Regions from separate parts of the Mus musculus genome. Here region 1 is linked to region 2. The links are chromatin loops, found by intact Hi-C in ENCODE. Cell type or tissue: left cerebral cortex. All regions are shown on one strand. Each heading gives the region's core, and the rest is flanking DNA. Links, peaks and the distances in the headings are about the cores only. Region 1 has its middle 20 kb from the start of Mcur1. Region 2 overlaps Gm33115 (a long non-coding RNA gene).

What was found. A loop is a pair of places that touch in the nucleus more often than their neighbours do. Peaks named below come from ENCODE experiments on the same cell type or tissue, not always from the same donor. Only the 100,000 strongest peaks of a DNase experiment are listed, where the experiment ranks them.
Region 1: it touches region 2 in a loop (4-fold over the local background); 2 of 42 quality-filtered maps call a loop at or near these places.

The regions. Positions count from the first base shown.
Region 1 is chr13:43,578,746-43,581,663 of GRCm38, forward strand. No RefSeq gene overlaps it. Among named protein-coding and RNA genes, the nearest start is that of Mcur1, 20 kb to the left of the region's middle. In left cerebral cortex, for the core only: CTCF peaks have their summits at 1,168 (motif pointing right) and 1,368; a DNase peak (open chromatin) is centred at 1,146.
Region 2 is chr13:43,843,615-43,846,532 of GRCm38, forward strand. Gm33115 (a long non-coding RNA gene) reads left to right here. Exons shown (of 4, transcript XR_382268.4): 2 at 1,353-1,499; 3 at 1,975-2,121; 4 at 2,221-2,537. Among named protein-coding and RNA genes, the nearest start is that of Gm33115, 2.6 kb to the left of the region's middle. In left cerebral cortex, for the core only: no CTCF peak of the experiment used is centred there; a DNase peak (open chromatin) is centred at 1,711.

The DNA of each region.
Region 1 (2,918 bases), core at 209-2,708, 260 kb before region 2:
CTCAAACTGGCTATGTATTTTATTTTATTTTATTTTATTTTATTTTATTTTATTTTATTTTATTTTATTTTTATGTGTATGCATGCTTTGCCTTCACGTATGTCCAGGAATCTTGGGCATCTGTGTAGTGGCTTCAGAGGTCAGAGGAGGGAGCCGGAGCTCCTGCGACTGGAGTTACACGTGGTTGTGAGTTGCCATGTGGATGCTGGGCTCGAACCCTGGTTCTCTGGAAGAGCAGCCAGCGCTCTTGACCACTGAGCCATCTCTCCAGCCCTCAGGCCGTGAACTTTGATCCTCTTTCTGATCTTTTTTTTCCAAGCACTGTGATTGCAAACCTGTATGACCACTCCTGGTTTTAGGTGCTGGGCGCTGAGGAACCAACCCAGGGCTCTATCACGTTAGGCAAACACTTTTCCAACTCCTTTCCCCCTCCTCCGCCCCACTTTCAATTCCCACTTTCATTTTTTGAGACAAGGTCTCTCAGCTGGCCTTGGGTCTTGCCCATTAATTAGACTATGGCCACAGAGTCCCAGGGTCCATCTGGTTCTACTTCCCACTGCCGGTATTATAAATGTATACGACCAATCTGGCTTTTAATGTGGGTTCCTGCTATCAAACGTGAGTCCACATGCTTCTATACCAAGGGCTTTATTGAGAAAGCTATCGCCACAGAATAATGACCTTGAATCGCAGCTCCGCCAGCCTCAATCCCCACCCTGGGTTATAAACCACCCTGGGTGAGGCTTCTGCAGTACTGGGGCTTGAACCTAAGGCTTCCTGAACGCAAGCTAAGAACTCTTCTTAACCGAGATCCCAGCATTTCATTCCTGTGCACAGGGGAGTGTTTGCCTGTCTCTTCCATCCTATAAAAGGACTCAATGGTCACACCCACACAGAAATTGTAACCCAGGCTGTGGAGAACCCGGATCGGGAAGACTGCCTGGGTACCGACCGCTAAGTGTGATGGGCAGGGATATAAAGGGATTTCTGAAAGGCACGCGGTGAATAGAGGGCAAGGAAGACCGGCTCTCTGTGTTCCCACGAATTAGGGTCTCCGCCAGATATTTGGGACGCCAGGCAAGGTCTAAGCCAGGCAAGGTCTAAGCCAGGGTGCAGAGAACTCCCTGAGAATTTCAGGATTGCAGGCCAAGCCAATCTTGGGTCACAATGTAGAGCAGGAAGCGGCCACTAGAGGTCGCAGAACTACGGTCTGAAGGGACTAGAACCAGTGAGCAAGTGAAGCGCCCAAGGGTGCCGATGAACACTGTTGCTCGCTGCCAGAGGTCTGCCGGTCAGTGACTGAAGCCGACGAGACTCCCTCAGGACACGCTTTCTTGTCCAAGTGAAACCACAATGCACTACTCAAGCGTAGTGAAATGACCCGAAGAGACTTCATGTAATTACTAGCTTTTCAAATTTCTTCTGCTCCACGCTGCCAAAAAGGGAGTGTGGGTGTGGTTCCACAAGACACCTGGATTCCAAGCAGGACTAAGCTGGGGACTGGTATAGGGTGTTATTAACATCTCCGGAAGAAGGCATCGCTAGATATACAGAGGGTCAGTTCATAATGTCAAAAGATTGAGGTTACAGGAAAGAAATAATGTACATATACAAAAACAGAGATTTGATGTGCTTCCGAGAGAGCTGACAGGAACGTTAAGAAAAGTAGACAATTCTACCACCTTCTTAGGGAAACACTTTGAATACACGTTTCTTAATCATTGGCAAAGTATTAAAAATCAACAGGACATGGAAGATTTCAACAGTTCCACACACACTAGCAATGTATCAATTCAATGCATTAGAAAATCCTGGACCCAGGGCTGGAGAAATGGCTCAATGGTCAAAATTGCTTGGTGCTCTTTCAGAGGACTACATTCCAGCCCTGGCATCTGTGCCAGCAATTCACTTCAGGGTTTGATTATAGAGCTTTAAAATCCATCTCAATAAATTTCAAAGACCACAGTCTAACTATAATGTAATGAATTATAAGGGCCAATGATAGAAAGGCAGAACTTTTCTATTTATATAGTAGAGAGCGCATTTCTAAATACCATGTAGCTTTAAGTCAGAAACCACGCAGGGCATGGTGGCACACGCCTTTGATCCCAAAACCCAGGAGGCAGAGGCTGCTGGATCTCTGTCAGTTCAAGGCCAGCCAGGGCTACATAGCAAGTTCAGGACAGCTATGGCTACATAGAAAGATACCGCTTCCAAGGTGTGTGTGTGTGTGTGTATAGAACTATTGAAATTAAAAAACATTATATATAGAATAATATGGCTTATCAAGGTTTAAAGACGCAGCCAAAGAATATTTATGAGAACTTTTAAAAAGGAAAGTTACAATTTGAATTAGGAGATAAAGAGCTGTGTGGTGGTTTGAATGAGAATGCCCCCCACCCCCATAGGCCCATATATTTGGGTGTCTAGTCCCTAATAGGTGGGTTATTTAGGGAATGACTTGGAGGTGTGACCTTGTGTGTCACTAGGGATGGGGTTTGACATTTCAAAAGTTCATGCCAGGCCCAGTCTCTTTCCCTCTTCCTCTCTTTCTCTGTCTGTCTCTGTCTGTCTCTATCTCTCTGTCTCCCTGTCTCTCTGTCTCTGCCTCTTTCTCTACTTGCAACTTGTGGATCAAGATGTAAAGCTTTCCACTACTGGTCCATGCCATGCCTGTCTGCTTCCCGCCATGATGATAATGGTTTAATCCTCTGAAACTATAAGCCAGTCAAATTCATTCTTTTACAAGAGCTGCCTTGGTCATGGTGTCTCTTCATGGCAGTGGAACAGTAACTAAGACAAGCAGAAAAATAAAAAGAAACAAAACAGAGAAGAAACAATGGAGAGCGTGAGCAAAAATGTGGAACATGAATTTCTAGCAGTGTTTTATAAAAGGAAATCTTCAACAGACATCACGG
Region 2 (2,918 bases), core at 261-2,760:
TCCATTTTTCTTCTCCATAATAAGCACTGCCTCGATCTGATTGGATGATTCAGATGAGCAATGTATATCAGTGTGTAATATGGCAAAGGAGGAATACTGTTTTTATTTTGTAAATGTGCTAATATTATCATGATAATAATGATGCTATATGTGTGTATACTCTGTGTGTATGTGTGTGTGTGTGTGTGTGTGTGTGTGTGTGTGTGTAGGGATAATGTTTACATGCACTGTGAAGATGTATCTCTGTCCTTCCTTGATTGCCTAAGGCACTTTCTGATTGGTTAAAATAAAAATCCGATGGCTAATAAGCTGAGGCAGGATTAGAAGGTGGGCATCCACAGAGATAGAGAGGAACTCTAAGACATAGTGAGGTGTGGGAGATTTGCCACCAGACCTAGGGGAAGTCAGTCGTATGAAACTGAGGAGAGGTAACCAGCCATGTGGCAGGCATAGAATAGTATTAACGAGTTAAGTGAATTATGAGCTAGTCATAGAAACAAGCCTAGCTTAAGGCCTAGGCATTTATTAATAAATAATAAGCCACTAGGTTGTTATTCCGGAACTGGGCTGAGGGTGGAAAAAGCCTGAGGTTAAGTGTGTGTGTGTGTGTGTGTGTGTGTGTGTGTGTGTGTGTGTGTGTGTGTGTGCCAGGGTATCTATGCAGAAGTCAGAGGACAACTTTCATTTCAGGACTCAGTTCTCTCACTCTCCAAACGGCTCCAGGGGTCAAACCCCAATATTCAGGCTCGTAGGACAAATGACTTTACCTGCTGATCCCTCTCAGTTGTCCCTGTAAAGTGGGACTGCTTTCAATGGCTGCCCCTTGGAGTCAGTACATAGGAAGCACAGACGCTGTCCTGTACCTTGACGTCACCTTCCCTGACAGTTTGCTGGTCTCTGATATCAGCCAATAATGCCAATTGGCAGATAAAGATTACTAAATCATTTCCTAAACCTGTCCGGCTTCCCAAGATCTTACTCACGAGGCTGCTGAGTTGATCCAGTCCTGGGGACACCAGTTGGGTGAGACTCTGTGGGACTGTCATTTTGGGGTCATAACATGTAGTATCCCTGCTATTATATGTGGAACACCATAGAGCACAAACAACCAACAACTTGTTGGTTAAATAGACCAATAAGTAGGTAAGTAGGTTGAGTGGGTGAAGGCACTGGCCAGTAAGGCTAAGGGCCTGAAGCTGACCAGTGGAACCCACATGCTAAAAGGAGAGAACCAACACACATATGACTTCCACATTTGTGAGGTGGCATGTGCATGTCAACACACACACACACACACACACACACACACACACTCAGACTATATGTAACTAAAACTTTTAAATTTTTAACAGGTAGGCTCACTGGTGCACACCCCTACTTCCAGCCATTCAGGAGGCTGAGGCTGAGGCTGAGGAAGTGCTTGGGTCCAGGAGGTCTGGACTATAGGATGCTATGCTGTGAGACATCTCATCTTGCCTAGGGAAGGAGCAAACCAGCAGGTAAGATAAACCTGTTAAACGAACCCAGCTATGACCTCTGAATTCTTCTCCACATAATTCTACTGAAAGCTCCCACAAGTTGATTGGATTTGGCAGCACAAGGAACCCTTTTGCTGTGACTGCTTTAAGGAAATACAGTACAGCATCTGCCAACACAGAACACATTTGCTCATCTCTGCACAAGTGTGTGTGTGTTGAGAACACGCATAATGTGTATGCAAATACAGTTTGCTTAGAACACGAGATTTTCTGCCGCCCTCCCTCCCACCTCATCCCTAAATATACAGTTTCGTGAAAACCACACCTGTGACTGCTTATGGGGATGGGAAAGGGTCCAGGTTACCCTCTCCAATTTCCAACCCTCGCCTATGAATTTCTAAGCCATGCTTCCTGTGATAAACCACAGGGCCTGGCAGAAAGGTGCAAAATATTTATATCTGGGTCTAACAAAGTTTTCATTGGCTTCCTCGCACAGAGTTCATTACAGCCACGTTTGTGGACTCTGCTCTCTCATCTCTCCCTCCCAGTTTGGCTTCCTACCTCTGTCTTCGCGGCTTCCAGCTCTTTAGGATGTGTGAAGACTCAGACACCATCAGCACTGAAGTAGACATCGGTAGATCCCGTGAGTGGTTAACATTTTCAACATGTCTGTGAAAACCAACTGGAAAAATGAGCACAAGAGGAGCAGACGGAATTTTTACGTGGTGTCTTTGTCTCCTAGCGTGCCTAGCTCAGCTTCAGGACAAGGCGAGAGATGCGATGTTTCCCTTGCCATTGGAAAAGACAATTCCAAATTAGTCTCCTTGTCAAGCCCTTTACTCACTGACCTCTCCTCACAACAACAACAACAACAACAACAAAGGCATTCAATCAGAGAGCTGGGCTTCCAACCAAGCCTGTGAAGAATCTTCCCCTTGCTTCCCCCTTTGCGTCTCTCAGAAACCTTTGGGCCACCACAGGAAGGACATAAAATGACTTCATCTCACCATTTCCAAATGCCTCTCCTGAGTTATGGCTTTGTCAGTACAATCATTTGTCCCCAAACCTGTGGCTTCTTTGGCTGAGAATAAAATCAGAAAATGTGGGGGGGGTTGAGAATGCAGTTGAGCAGTAGACCCATTGCTTAGCATGCATGGATCTTCCTGGGTTCCATACTTAGGACTTGGGGGGGGGTGTGGAATCAGAAGCTAAAGCCCTTCTTTTGGCCAACACATCAGTTACTTTTGTGTCACTGAGACCATAATATCTGACAGAAACAACTTACCAGAGACAAGATTTATGTTGGTTCATGGTTTCAGAGAGAGCCTCATCCCTTGTGGTAGGAAAGGCGTGATGGAGTTCAAGAGCATCGGAGCATGTGATAAAACTCTTCTCGTAGTGTCTGTCCTGGAAGCATAAAGAACAAGGTGGGAACCAAGG